Linked DNA regions of Homo sapiens: regions 2 and 3 are each linked to region 1. A link is a contact called in ENCODE Hi-C or POLR2A ChIA-PET data. All regions are on one chromosome and are shown on one strand. The core of a region is the stretch at or near the end of the contact, and the rest is flanking DNA. Distances in the headings are between cores, read along the strand shown.

Region 1 (3,990 bases), core at 1,401-3,900:
AAACAATGAATACTCAGATTAACAAACCCCGTGTACTGCAGACTGTTGCAAAATGTTACAGAGCAAAGCATAGCAAGGAGAAGTGCAGACAGCCTGGGAGGTGGGGGCTGCTCTCTGGGAGGGCTTTCGGAGGGCTCTGGAGCCCTCGGGAGCTGCTCTCTGGGAGGGCTCTCAGAGCTGAGCTGAGATCGGAAGGACGAATGTTCTCTCTGGATCTAGATCTCTGTCCCAGGAGCTCCACAAGACCCTCTAGTCCCTCAGAAAAATGAAGCCCCTGTTGACCTCCTGGGGATACCAGGAATATGACCCTCCCCAACCCAGGGGTAAGGGTAACTGTCTACTCTGCCTCCGAGTCCCCAAACAAAGGCTGGGGAACATCAGTCTAAAGTTAGAGAATCACTGCCCATTCAATGACACCCAGCCAGAAGACCCTAAAACAGGAAGTCCCTTAAAGTGTCAAAGACACGTGAGTTGGAGTGAGGTCAGAGAAGCTGATTCTGGACTGCTCCTGGGTCAGACGCCAGTGAAGAGGAAGCGCTGGCATCATGAGACATCATCTTTCTCCCCCTGCCTCTGGCTGAAAGCCAGGGCCTCCAGATCCAAGGAGATCTGACTGACCTCCTTGGCCCATGGCCCCTGACCCTCAGCCCTCTTAATTCTACCTGAGGGGAGTACCCTCCCTAGCAGGCAGTTGGGGAGAACACCTAGAGAGGGAGGGAGGTGTTTCACAACAGGGTAAGACTCCACCCTGCCACTCTATAGTGCTGACAATAACATCATTTACCTCACTAGGCCGGGCGCGGTGGCTCACGCCTGTAATCCCAACACTTTGAGAGGCCGACGTGGGCGGATGAGTGGCTAACGCCTGTAATCCCAACACTTTGAGAGGCCTATATAGGCGGATCACCTGAGGTCAGGAGTTCGAGATCAGCCTGGCCAACATGGTGAAAGCCCACCTGTACTAAAAATACAAAAATAGCTGGGCGTGGTGGCGCACCTGTAATTCCAGCTACTCGGGAGGCTGAGACAGGAGAATCACTTGAACCCGGGAGGTGGAGGTTGCAGAGAGCTGAGATTGTGCCACTGCACTCCAGCCTGGGTGACAAGAGTGAAAACCCGTCTCAAAAAAAAAAAGAAGAAGCTATCCTTTACCTCCAGCCTCCACAAGGGAAGAGGAAAGATCTTACAATTCTGCTAGGACACAAAGGGGGAAGGAAAGGAGAAAATCCCAGCCCCAGTGTGTCAGGGCCCAGCCAAACCCAGGTATCTCTAACTTCTGCCTGGTTTTAGACTCTCTGGACTCTCAGAAAACCCCCACTGTTTCTAAACCTGAGAATGTTTTGTATGACCCACAGCTCAAGACCTGTGTCTGAGATCAGTTAGCCAGGGGCCCACCCATCCCCCCAGCCCAGTTGCTGCTGAGACCCAGGCGGACACTTCCGGCGTTCACAACGGTCAAGGGCTGCTGAGTGCCCCTTTTCCACCCCCTGCCCCTCTGGTGGCTAGGATGACTCTGAAACATCCCTAGAGGTTTGGTTCTGGGGCCAACCTCATGGTTCAACTCTGCTCAAGCCTGGCTTAAAAGGGGCCGGCCATGACCCCAAACCACGCTAGACAGTTGCCGGTGTGCCCGGGTCCAAGAGGGTTCCCTGAGGCCCTGGCAACGACGGGGTCCCAACAGCAGTTAAAGCCTTGGGAGAGAACCCTCACTAGACCAGGGAGAAGCCAGCCACGGCTTTCAGAGGCAGAGTCCAGGAGCGGGGCTGTGAGAGCAGGGGATCATCAGGGCTGTGGGTTAAGGAGCTCAGGTGGAGGGTTTGCGGGCTAGGAAGCCTAAGCAATAGGAAGCTACGTCTGAGGAGAAACAAGAAAAAAAGGGGTGTAGAAGCCTTTGAAGGAAGTTCAGCAAGAGCTGGGAAAGGCATCTTGGAGACTGAGGGGTTAGGCTGAAGGGAGTGACAGGGAGCTTGGAATTATTAATACTTCTGGAGTCTAAGACTCTCCCAAGCCTGTAGGGTGCGGGGGTTTCTCACTATGTGGCTAGAGACTAGGAGCGGCGGGAGGAATCAAATGGGGCAGTGGGTCCTCCCTTCCAGGACGGGGTAATGAGCAAATGTGACTACTTGCGGGCTCCAGGAACGCCATGCAGGGCCAGAGAGTGGAGGATTCGGGGCCTGAAAATAGTAGGGTCCCTCCCTCCCGGGTGTGAGATGCAACCCCGGGGAACCGCTCGCGTGCTCCTTCCCCGGGCCGCTACTCCGTGAAGCAATGTGAGCCTTGGGGGTTGGAGGCTGCTCTCTCCGTCCCGGGGGTTCCCGGCGCAGCTCACTCGCCGTCCCAGGGGTCATGGCCCAGGGATCCGACAGGTGGGCGGCGCCCGCTCCCACCGCTGGACCGCGCCGGGGCCGGGGTCCTCCATCGCTCCAGGGTCTGAGGGGCCGACTGAGGACACCGCCCCTCCCGGGCCGGGGGCGGGGCGTGAGGAGGGGGCGACCCGTACCCCGCCCCCGCCGGGAAGGGGCCCGCCTCGTGCCCCCGGTTCCGGTTCCGGTCCGGCCCGCGCCCCTCCCGGACACTCACTGATTCGCGCCTCCAGAGTCTCCGGCTCCATCGCGGGCTCCATCCGCCACCGGCCCCCAGCCTCGGCACCGCCCCCCCGCCCCCCGCAGCTCTCGCGGGACCTCCTGGGCACCGCCCTCTGCCGATTAAAGGGGCAACGTCCGAACGGGCGCGCTCGGCACCATAGAGAGGCCAACGAGCTCGCCTAGAGCGTCACCTACTCGCCCAACCCCACCCCCACGCGGCGTCTACGTCGCAGCTGGGACCGGCCGCCTGCTTTTCCGTTCCCGGCGCTCAGGCGGGAGAGGAAGTGGAGATACTGCAGGCTAAGGGCAGCACCATGGAAACCCCAAGGGACGCTCTAACTCGTTCTGCGTCACGGAGATGTCTGTGACCGCCTCCGGAAGAATTCTCTGCGGGCATGTTGCTGAGGGGCTCTGAGGCCACTTCCGGAGCCCTGAGCGGGTACTTCCGCTTAGAGTCGAACGTGGGAGAGTCCCTTAAAAGGGCGATAAGCTACATCCTCATGTACCTTGGCCGCTGTGAAAATGACGAAAATAAATCAGTTTCTTGAGTGCTTACAGTATTCTGGGCATTGTCCTAAGCACTATTTGTAATTAATCCATTTAGTTCTGACTCCTTACAACAAACCCACCAGATAATTAGTCGGCCTGAGGCCGCACAAGTAGCAGAGCTTGAACCCTGTGCCGTCTCCTCCATTCATCCAGCCAACGTTTAATGAACTCTTTGTATTTGCTTTGCTCTGTGATGGGCACAGAAGGAGATAGACAAGGCCAGATATTTATTACAGTGTGATAGGGGAAGCCCACGGGGTAGTGGGAACAAAGGAGGGGGCTCCTCCCCCAAACTGGGGTGGGGTGGGTGGGGGTGTTGTCAGGGGAGGGGTCGTGTCAGGGGAGGGGTCGTGTCAGGGGAGGTTTCAAGAGAAAGTGATACTGTACTTCGCTCAAAGACAGTCGGATTTCTCCACGTAGAGCTGGTGCGAAAAGATATTCAGGGAGAAAAAGTAGGATGAAGGCCGAGGAGGGCGGATCACGAGGTCAGGAGATCGAAACCATCCTAACACGGTGAAACCCCGTCTCTACTAAAAAAAAAAAAAAAAAAAAATTATCTGGGCGCGCCTTTAGTGCCAGCTACTTAGAAGGCTGAGGCAGAAGAATCGCTTGAACCCGGGAGGTGAAGGTTGCAGTGAGCCGAGATTGCGTCACTGCACTCCAGCCTGGGCGGCATAGCGAGACTCAGTCTCAAAAAAAAAAAAAAAAAAAAAAGTAGGATGAGTCCAGGGAGTTGGAAGTATTTCAATACGGCTCCCAGATATCTGCAAATAGATATCTATTTGCAGGAGATATCTTGGAATTAGGCTGGGGCAAGATCACCCAGGTCCCATGTTTTGCTGCCCTTTTTTTTTTT
Region 2 (3,821 bases), core at 28-2,527, 3.0 Mb before region 1:
CCTTCCTCTGACTCTGGTGACCCCATCCCGGAAGCCTTCCGGAAAGCGCTTCCCCCTTTTCCACCCCATCGAGTTGGGGTTATTTCTCCTTTTCTGGGCTCTCTCCCATTGCTGGGGAGGAAGGCGGATACGAAGGGCCTGCATGACCGCAGCTGTCATCACAGTGGGCCTGGCTTACCTTGTTGCTCTCTCCCCTTTCGCCTTTCTCCTTTCTCCCTGTTGCAGTCATGGACTTCACTCATAATACATATACATATACATATACATATACATATACATATACATATACACATACACATACACATACACATACACATACACATACACATACATATACATGTTTTTAAATCGGGCAGCCACCCGCTCCCCGCCCTCAGCCCGGAATAGGTTCAGAGAGGTGCCCGGGTTCACTTGCGGAGCGTGTGGCCTCTGCGCCTAACGCGCGCCCCTTCACTACACGAATGGGTGCGGGCAAGGGTATAGGATTTTAGAATTCCAAGAGTTGTCGGGGGTCATCCCGTGGAATCCTCTTTTTTGCAGATGCTCTTCCTGGAGCCTTCCGATGCAAGCTCTTGGGCTCACGCAGCCCTTTTCCTCTTCTAAGCCCAGAGCGCTTTCGCTGCTGCTGATCTCCACGGCCTCGGCAGATAGGGAGGGGCAGGCAGGTGTCAGCGTCCTCCCTTTCACCGTTGGGGAAACTGACTCAGAGAAACAAGGCGACGGGCCTCGGCGGGGCGGGACCGTAACGGGAATTCAAGGCTCCAGGCCAGAGCGGAATTTATTGTGTCTCGTTTTGGGAAGCGTGAATGTGAAATGATCGACTTCGGAGCCCCAGGCGGAGACCCTTCAGTCCCCGACAAGAATCGGGATGGGGTCTGGGATTAATGCAGTAATTACTCGCGCCTGGGCATTGACCCCTTGGCAACTTCGCAAGATCCGGCAGGGTCCACCGCCCTTCCCTTCACAGGGTGACCACAGGGCTGCGGCCTCTTTAAGGCCCAGAGCTCCGCCCCCGGCTCGTCGCCAACCCCCTCGCCGCAGCTCAGCCAGTTCCAGACTTTCCTCAGAGATGAGGTCATCTCCCCGTTGCCCATTGGCTGCGCCGTGCCGTCAGTCACAGGAAGTCAGGCCGCCGTTTTCGCCTTCTTCATGCCGCTTCCTTCTCCGCCCGCCCTTTAGTCCGCCGATCACGACCCCGATCAGGCCTCTGATTGGCTAGCGCCGCCGTCACTTCTCCAGCGGACAGTCTTCAGGACGGGAGGCGGGCGTGGTGGGCGGGCCCGCAGCTTCCGTGGCTGAGAGGAGCCGGCGGCGGCAGTGTCTGTGGTGGCCGCGGCGGCGAGAGCGACGGTCCCATCTTTCCCACCCTCTTGGTTGCCGCTGGCCACACGCCCTCCGCTGGCGGCGACTTCTCAGCTCCGTGCGCCCGGGCTGGACAGTGAGCCTCGAGAGGAGACGCGGGCGGCTAGAGCCGGAGTGGGGCGAGCCGCGGAACCCGGCCGGGAGCCGCGCGAGGCGGTGAGTGAGAGTCCGGGTTGGGGACCCCTCCCCCACCGCGGCCTCGCCCCGCCTGGAGCATCCTTTTTCCCCCCCGACCCTGCTGCGCGCGTCCTCGGGGGGTCGGGCGAGGCGGCCCTCGCGTCCCCTGCCCTCTTCTTGCCGGCCTTCTGCCCCTGCCCTCGGGGCCGGAGTCGCAGAGCGGCGGTCACTGTGCCGGGGCTGGGACCCGGGCCGGGCCGGGCGGGCGGGCGCGGTCGTGCACCTGTGCACTGCCTGGCAGGGCTGTGCTGCGCGGGGCGGGGAGGCACGGAGGTCCTCGCCCTCGCTTCTCCCGGGATGTGTTTTGATTGCAGGGACGGGGTGTCGGCCGCTTTCTCTGGGGTCTTGTGCAGACCTTCAGGATCCAAGTGCAGTCCTTGGGATTCCCAGGCAAGGAGGCTCAGCTGGACTTGTTGGTGCCAGTATAGCAAACCTGAATGCTGCCAGGTGTACAGGGCTCTGCAAATCTGAAACTTGATGGCCAAGAACTTTACCTCCTAAGAAAGCGTCTGTCAGGACGCTGATGCAGTCCACCCTCCCCGCTTCGGGTACCTTTGATACTCCATAGTGCCTAGGGCTGGACCTTTTGAGTCGACTCCCAAACCTGCCACTTGCTAGCTGTGTAATCTTGTGCCTTGGTTTCCTCGTCTGAAAAATGAGGATAATAGCACCAATCGCATACGGTTGTTTGTTGTAAGTGTCGAATGAAATAATTCACGTGAAGCGTTTGACACAGTGCTTGGCCCATAGTAAGGGCCCAAGAAATGTTTGCTTTTGGGATGTTGAGAATGCCTGGTTTGCCTGTGTGCCTTTAAGCACTAGCCCAGCTTGGCATTGTCAAGATTTCTCTCTGTTGTCTCCCTGTTATGCAGCATAACGAAAGGGCAGTTGAATGGTTAACTTGCTTGCCAGCCTCTGTTTGGCATGAAGTGTGTGTATATACAGGAATGTGGAATACATCACTTAAATATAATAATGGAATTACCCCATGCTTCGTATGTTTTTACATAGTTTTAAACTCATAAGACGTCTGGAATGTCCCCGAGTTGCAAGTTTTTGAGATCTTTTCAGGGTCCTTTCTACATCAAGCCGAAGCCTGTAACGTTAAGACTTATTGTCAGTAAGAAGTTAGACCTACATGTTTTACTTCAGAAGACCCCCAAAACTCCAAATGTCACTTACGCAGTTTTACTGTTGAAAAGCAGTCATCTCCCGGGGGTGAGGTGGTACAGCCAGCTGGCCCACAGCCCTATGACTGCAGGGTGGGGAACCTTTGGCTGGAAGTTATTAAACTAAGTTTTGCTTAATGTCGTTTGCATTTTTCATAGCGAACCAAAGGGCTTTATGTTACTGTTTCTTATTGAAATGATTTAGAAAGAAGCAATCCATTACTGCGTTCTTTAAAAACACCTGCAAAGAAAAAAATATCTGTAGTTTAGCTCTAGTGTTTGTTTCAGTTTTTGGCCAATAACTATTAAGAAGAGCCCGTTTTTAAGAAGGCTTCCAAAAGTCACATCCACTTGAATAAGTTATTTAGAGTCAAATCAAGAGAGGTGGAAGAGTAATATGTATCCCATCACCCAAAAGTATTTATTGGAGAGTTTCCATGTCCTTAGTACTCTGCCAGATGCTATTAGGGAGTGATTAAAAAGAGTATGAAATAGAATCTCAGCCTATAAAGGGCAAAACCATAAAGTTTGGGTCACCCGTTAGTAATTACAAGTACTACTTAAGGGATGACTTCATTTATTCATTCAACAGACTTTTTGTTCCATGTTTGTAACGTGCCAGGTGTTTTTCTAAGGGCTGGGGCTGTCAAGATAAGTGAGATATGGTCCCTGCTCATGAGGAGCTCACAGTCTAGTGGGAGAGGCAAAAAATGACAGATGATTGTAACGCGCTGAAATACACTCTAAATCCAGACTTCACTGGGAGAGTCAAGGGAGCTTTTCCTGTGGATGTATGGGAAGGCTTCAAAGAAAATGGCATTTGAGCTGAATGTTAACTCAGATGAAGGAGAGGAAATTCCAAAGAGAAATAACAGCTTGGAAAGTTTTCCTGATAGGCGGGGCACAGTGGCTTACGCCTGTAATCCTAGCACTTCGGGAGGCCAAGGCAGGAGGATCACTTGAGGCCAGGAGTTCGAGTTGAGACCCGCTTGGGCAACATAATGATAGCTTGTCTCCACAAAAAAGTTAAAGAATTAGCAGACGTGGTGGCTTGCACCTGTAGTCCCAGCTACTCAGGAGGCTGAGGCTGGAGGATCCCTTGAGCCCAGGAGT
Region 3 (3,975 bases), core at 627-3,126, 3.9 Mb before region 1:
AATGGTGTGATACTATTCTTCTCTTCCAAGTTCAAGAACTCTATAATCATTTATCTTATCAAATAATCTTGCCTGACTCCCTTAAATCATGAGACAGGAAGAAACAACTATTTCCACATCATTAACCTAGAGAATCAAAAGACGTGAAGAGGCCAGGTGTGGTGGCTCACACCTGTAATCCCAGGACTTTGGGAGGCCAAGGCAGGCCGATTACTTGAGGTCAGGAGTTTGTGACCAGCCTGGTCAACAGGGTGAAACCCCGTCTCTACTAAAAATACAAAAATTAGCCAAGCATGGTGGTGCACACCTGTAATCCCAGCTACTCGGGAAGCTGAGGGCAGGAGAGTCACTTGAACCCAGGAGGCAGAGTTGCAGTCAGCCAAGATTGCGCCATTGCACTCCAGCCTGGGTGACAGAGCAAGACTGTCTCAAAAAAAAAAAAAAAAAAAAAAAAAAAAAAAAAAGATGTAAAGAGATAATTAGGTGCAAATCCTTTCCCTTAGCCCGGAATTGAGATCAGAAATATTTTCTTTCAGATAAATGATGATTTTACTTTAAACCATATGGTTTCAATTTAAGCAATGTGATGAAAAATAAGTTCAAGTTTAAATTTAAGCAATGTGATGAAAAATAAGTTCAAGTACCACAAGCTTCCTGAGAGTACAACGCATAACAACTCGTAAAATTCTATTATCAAAGTTGCGCCACTTGATCCAAAAGGAATTCACAAAGTTAAATGTGAAAGGTTGACAGAGAATGTCTACAGATGCTTGCTTGATTTTTATTAACAAAGTACACATTTGACATTGAACCTCTGAGTATAACACCTTCCCAGGGCTGTCAAGTTAGAAGTGAAAAAATCATCTGGCAGTCAGTCAGCTTTCTAGATAGCTCCTAACAGGGGAGTCAAGGTCAAACTGGAGTCTCCTTATCCTCCCATATTTGACAAGCAACTTATTGTGAGGCTCAAAATATTCGTACTGCATTCTGACAAACAGAAATAATTGCACCGTGGTTCATAAAGTTCTGTGAGGGCAGGCTGACATAAACAAGAACTGAGTGGTGGTAGGGCCCATGCTTCTGCCACAGCACTTCGGTGACACTCTTGAGAATCAGAACTTTCACCTACTTTCTACCAGCTTTATCATCTATCAAATGAGAAAAACCACCTCATTCCTACGATTACAGGAATCAAATAATATTATGAAGAATTAAAACAGGCCTCAAATCTTGTGCAAAGGTGAGAGACTATTATTATATTATTTACTACGTATGGGCCCAGAAGACCGCCCCCCTCCCCGACATTCCACGTTCCGCAGGGTCCTCAAAAGGTGGTACAGGGTCCTAGTTTCTTCTCCAGACTCCAGGCCTGGCAACCGTAGATGCTGTCATGCCTCTGTTGCTAAGAGATGGGAAGTGAGGCCTCAGGAACTGGGCCTAGAAGACTCAACAACGACCGCGCCCCCTAGTCACCTTGTCCTCACCTTGAGGAATGGAAACACACCCCACGGGAGCAGGCAATGCTGTCCTCAAAAAGAAGAAAGAGGTGCCTCCGCTCTTCACCCGGCCGCCGCTGCTTGGGCCCACGCTTCTTGCGAGGCAGGGACAGGGCCAGGAAAGCTGACTGTGCCGGGGACGCCTTGACCTAGGGCACCAGAGAAGCGGGCACGGGTGCCGGGCCCACAACCGGGACAGGTACACGAGAAGTTGGCCCCAGGTTGGGCCCGCCTCGCCCTGCCTCGCCCACAGCCGCCGGCACAGTAGGAGGCACCCCGCCCCCGTGAACCCAGAGGTCCCTGAGCTCGCTCACCTGCAGCCGAGTCACCAGTAGGCTGTAGGGCGCCATTTTGTGCACTGACAAAGATGAGGTCGCATTAAAGTGACGTCCCACACGGCGCCTTTAAAGCCTTTGGGCAGGGGCGTGCCCGGAAGAGTGGGGCGTCACGGTGAAGGCGAGGCCTCCCTAGAGGCGCCAGAACCCTGTGAACGCAATGGGCGGAGCTCACGTGCAACGAACAGACACGCAAGAGGAAATCGGACTGCCCAAAGACACTTGCAGAAATAGATACCAAGCACAAAGATGTTTTACCCAAGAACAAATTTTAGTTATCTCCGCCATCCAAATCTGGGAGAGTTTTTAAGAGTTTCATGCACCTGCCAGGACCTGGCCGCCCAGCAGCGACAAAAACTCGCGCGAGAGCAAGACGGGCCTGGTGCAAGGATTGTAAACTGACGGAAGCTTAGAGAACCAATCACAGCGACGTGGAGGCAGGAACAATGGGGGTTAAAGGTCGGACGGAAGTTCCCGAAGCTTCCGGTGGCCGGCTTAGTTAGGAGCTATGGCTAAACATCATCCTGATTTGATCTTTTGCCGCAAGCAGGCTGGTGTTGGTGAGACTGCGCCCTACCCCTGGCTGTCTGGGCAGGGGTGGTATTAGGAGCTGGGGGGTCGGGGGTTCCCGTCTCTTCCTTAGGGGCTTGCCTCGCAGGCGCCACGTTTCCCGCCTCTCAGGCGCGGGGTGTTGTAGGAGCGCGCAGGTTTGTGGCCTCTGATGAGAAGAGGGCGGGGGTGCGCGTGCTGGGAGCCCCAGGCAGGTATCGGGGGGTGGGGTCTGAACCAGGTCCAGAGAAACTCTGAGCTTGCCCAGGGCGTTGGAGGAGATTCAGGAGGGTGCTTGGATGTAGGTTTGGTTCATATGGAAATTTGTAATGATAAAATGGCTATCCGCAGGTCTCACTCACTGCAGTCCTTACTCATGTCCCTACCCCCAGCTCGAGGATGTACTTCTCCTCTTTCTCAAAACCTTTATTCTAATTGTACTTTTTACCATCTTTCATCTTGCAGCCATCGGAAGACTGTGTGAAAAATGTGAGTGGAACACACCGTCCCAACAACCCACCCTTCCCACTCCCAGTTTTCTGTGGAACCAGCAAAAGTGCCACAAAGAGGGCTTTGAGTAGATGTGCCTGGAAGTATGTGAACACTGAATGCTGCACTTTAGCCAAAGGCCCCTCTAACTCCCCACTGCCGCTTGCACATTTAACGCTGTATCTCTCTAGTTTTCAACGGGAAGAATCGCCAGAGTAGCATGACCCCTCCCCAACACACAGCACTTTGCCAGCAATTATACAGGCTTATCATCTCCGAGGTGCTTTTCTAAGCTCTTCACATATGTTAATTGGTAAACTTTTGTATGTGTTGAGGGGCTTGAGATGGACACTGGGGAAACCAAGTTTTGTGATGCCAAGAGGAGGGCCCTAAAGTCACTGTCAAAAGGAGACTAGTGTATTTCCCAGGAGACTAGTATATTTCCCCATGGCAGGAGATAGCAGAGGACTGAAGAACTTGTGAGCATGACTCCATTCTCTTCCTTACAGGTGATGGCAAGTGTGTGATTTGTGACTCCTATGTGCGTCCCTGCACTCTGGTGCGCATATGTGATGAGTGTAACTATGGATCTTACCAGGGGCGCTGTGTGATCTGTGGAGGACCTGGGGTCTCTGATGCCTATTATTGTAAGGAGTGCACCATCCAGGAGAAGGACGTAAGTGTACAGCTTTCCATCTGACCTTTCCTCCTTTTGTTTAGTAACACTTTGCCATCCACTGCAATCTCCTATGGTCTATGGAGATTACTGTGTTCATCTAGTCATCTAGGTTATAATTTCTTCAAGTTCTGTGAGTCAAACTGGGTGTAGTCCAATAAAAGGCAGTTATTTTGCATCAAGGGGAAGAATGCAAGGGAAGCAAATCTTTGTCAAGACCAGCAATTTGGAGAGCCCTCTCATTCATGTCTCTGTGGTTATTCTTATTCAGAAATGACATCCGGCTGGGCGTGGTGGCCCACACCTGTAATCTCAGCACTTTGGGAGTCCAAGTTAGGAGGATCACTTTAGTCCAGGAGTTAAAGACCAGCCTGGGCCACAGAGCAAGATCCCATCTCAAAAAAAAAAAAAGTGTTTTGTTTTTTGTTTT

The links. A loop is a pair of places that touch in the nucleus more often than their neighbours do. ChIA-PET counts read pairs that join two places held with the same protein, here RNA polymerase II (POLR2A). Pooled maps may share reads with other maps.
Region 2: a pooled map shows a loop between it and region 1 (28-fold over the local background). The contact joins the promoter of MRTFA here to the promoter of GGA1 in region 1. A Hi-C loop is called at or near these places in 6 of 50 pooled maps. POLR2A ChIA-PET finds 5 or more read pairs at or near these places in 2 of 52 experiments (B cell and HEK293).
Region 3: a loop to region 1 is called in a map of naive thymus-derived CD4-positive, alpha-beta T cell, with 17 times the contacts of the local background. The contact joins the promoter of ACO2 here to the promoter of GGA1 in region 1. A Hi-C loop is called at or near these places in 1 of 168 maps with a recorded cell type or tissue (naive thymus-derived CD4-positive, alpha-beta T cell) and 5 of 50 pooled maps. POLR2A ChIA-PET finds 5 or more read pairs at or near these places in 1 of 52 experiments (endothelial cell of umbilical vein).

Annotation. Positions count from the first base shown.
Region 1 is chr22:37,607,494-37,611,483 of GRCh38, reverse strand. GGA1 (golgi associated, gamma adaptin ear containing, ARF binding protein 1) reads right to left here and starts at 2,650. Exons shown (of 17, transcript NM_013365.5): 1 at 2,581-2,650. The coding sequence starts at 2,623. RefSeq lists enhancers at 1,821-1,930, 1,645-2,266, 2,871-3,040, 3,191-3,270 and a silencer at 2,261-2,710.
Region 2 is chr22:40,634,175-40,637,995 of GRCh38, reverse strand. It overlaps MRTFA (myocardin related transcription factor A), which reads left to right and starts at 1,277. Exons shown (of 15, transcript NM_020831.6): 1 at 1,277-1,518. RefSeq lists enhancers at 1-203, 943-1,252 and a silencer at 1,513-1,822.
Region 3 is chr22:41,467,018-41,470,992 of GRCh38, reverse strand. It overlaps ACO2 (aconitase 2), which reads right to left and starts at 1,876. Exons shown (of 18, transcript NM_001098.3): 1 at 1,811-1,876. The coding sequence starts at 1,846. It overlaps PHF5A (PHD finger protein 5A), which reads left to right and starts at 2,301. Exons shown (of 4, transcript NM_032758.4): 1 at 2,301-2,391; 2 at 2,846-2,869; 3 at 3,379-3,545. The coding sequence starts at 2,340. RefSeq lists enhancers at 1,209-1,770, 1,771-2,332, 1,902-2,571.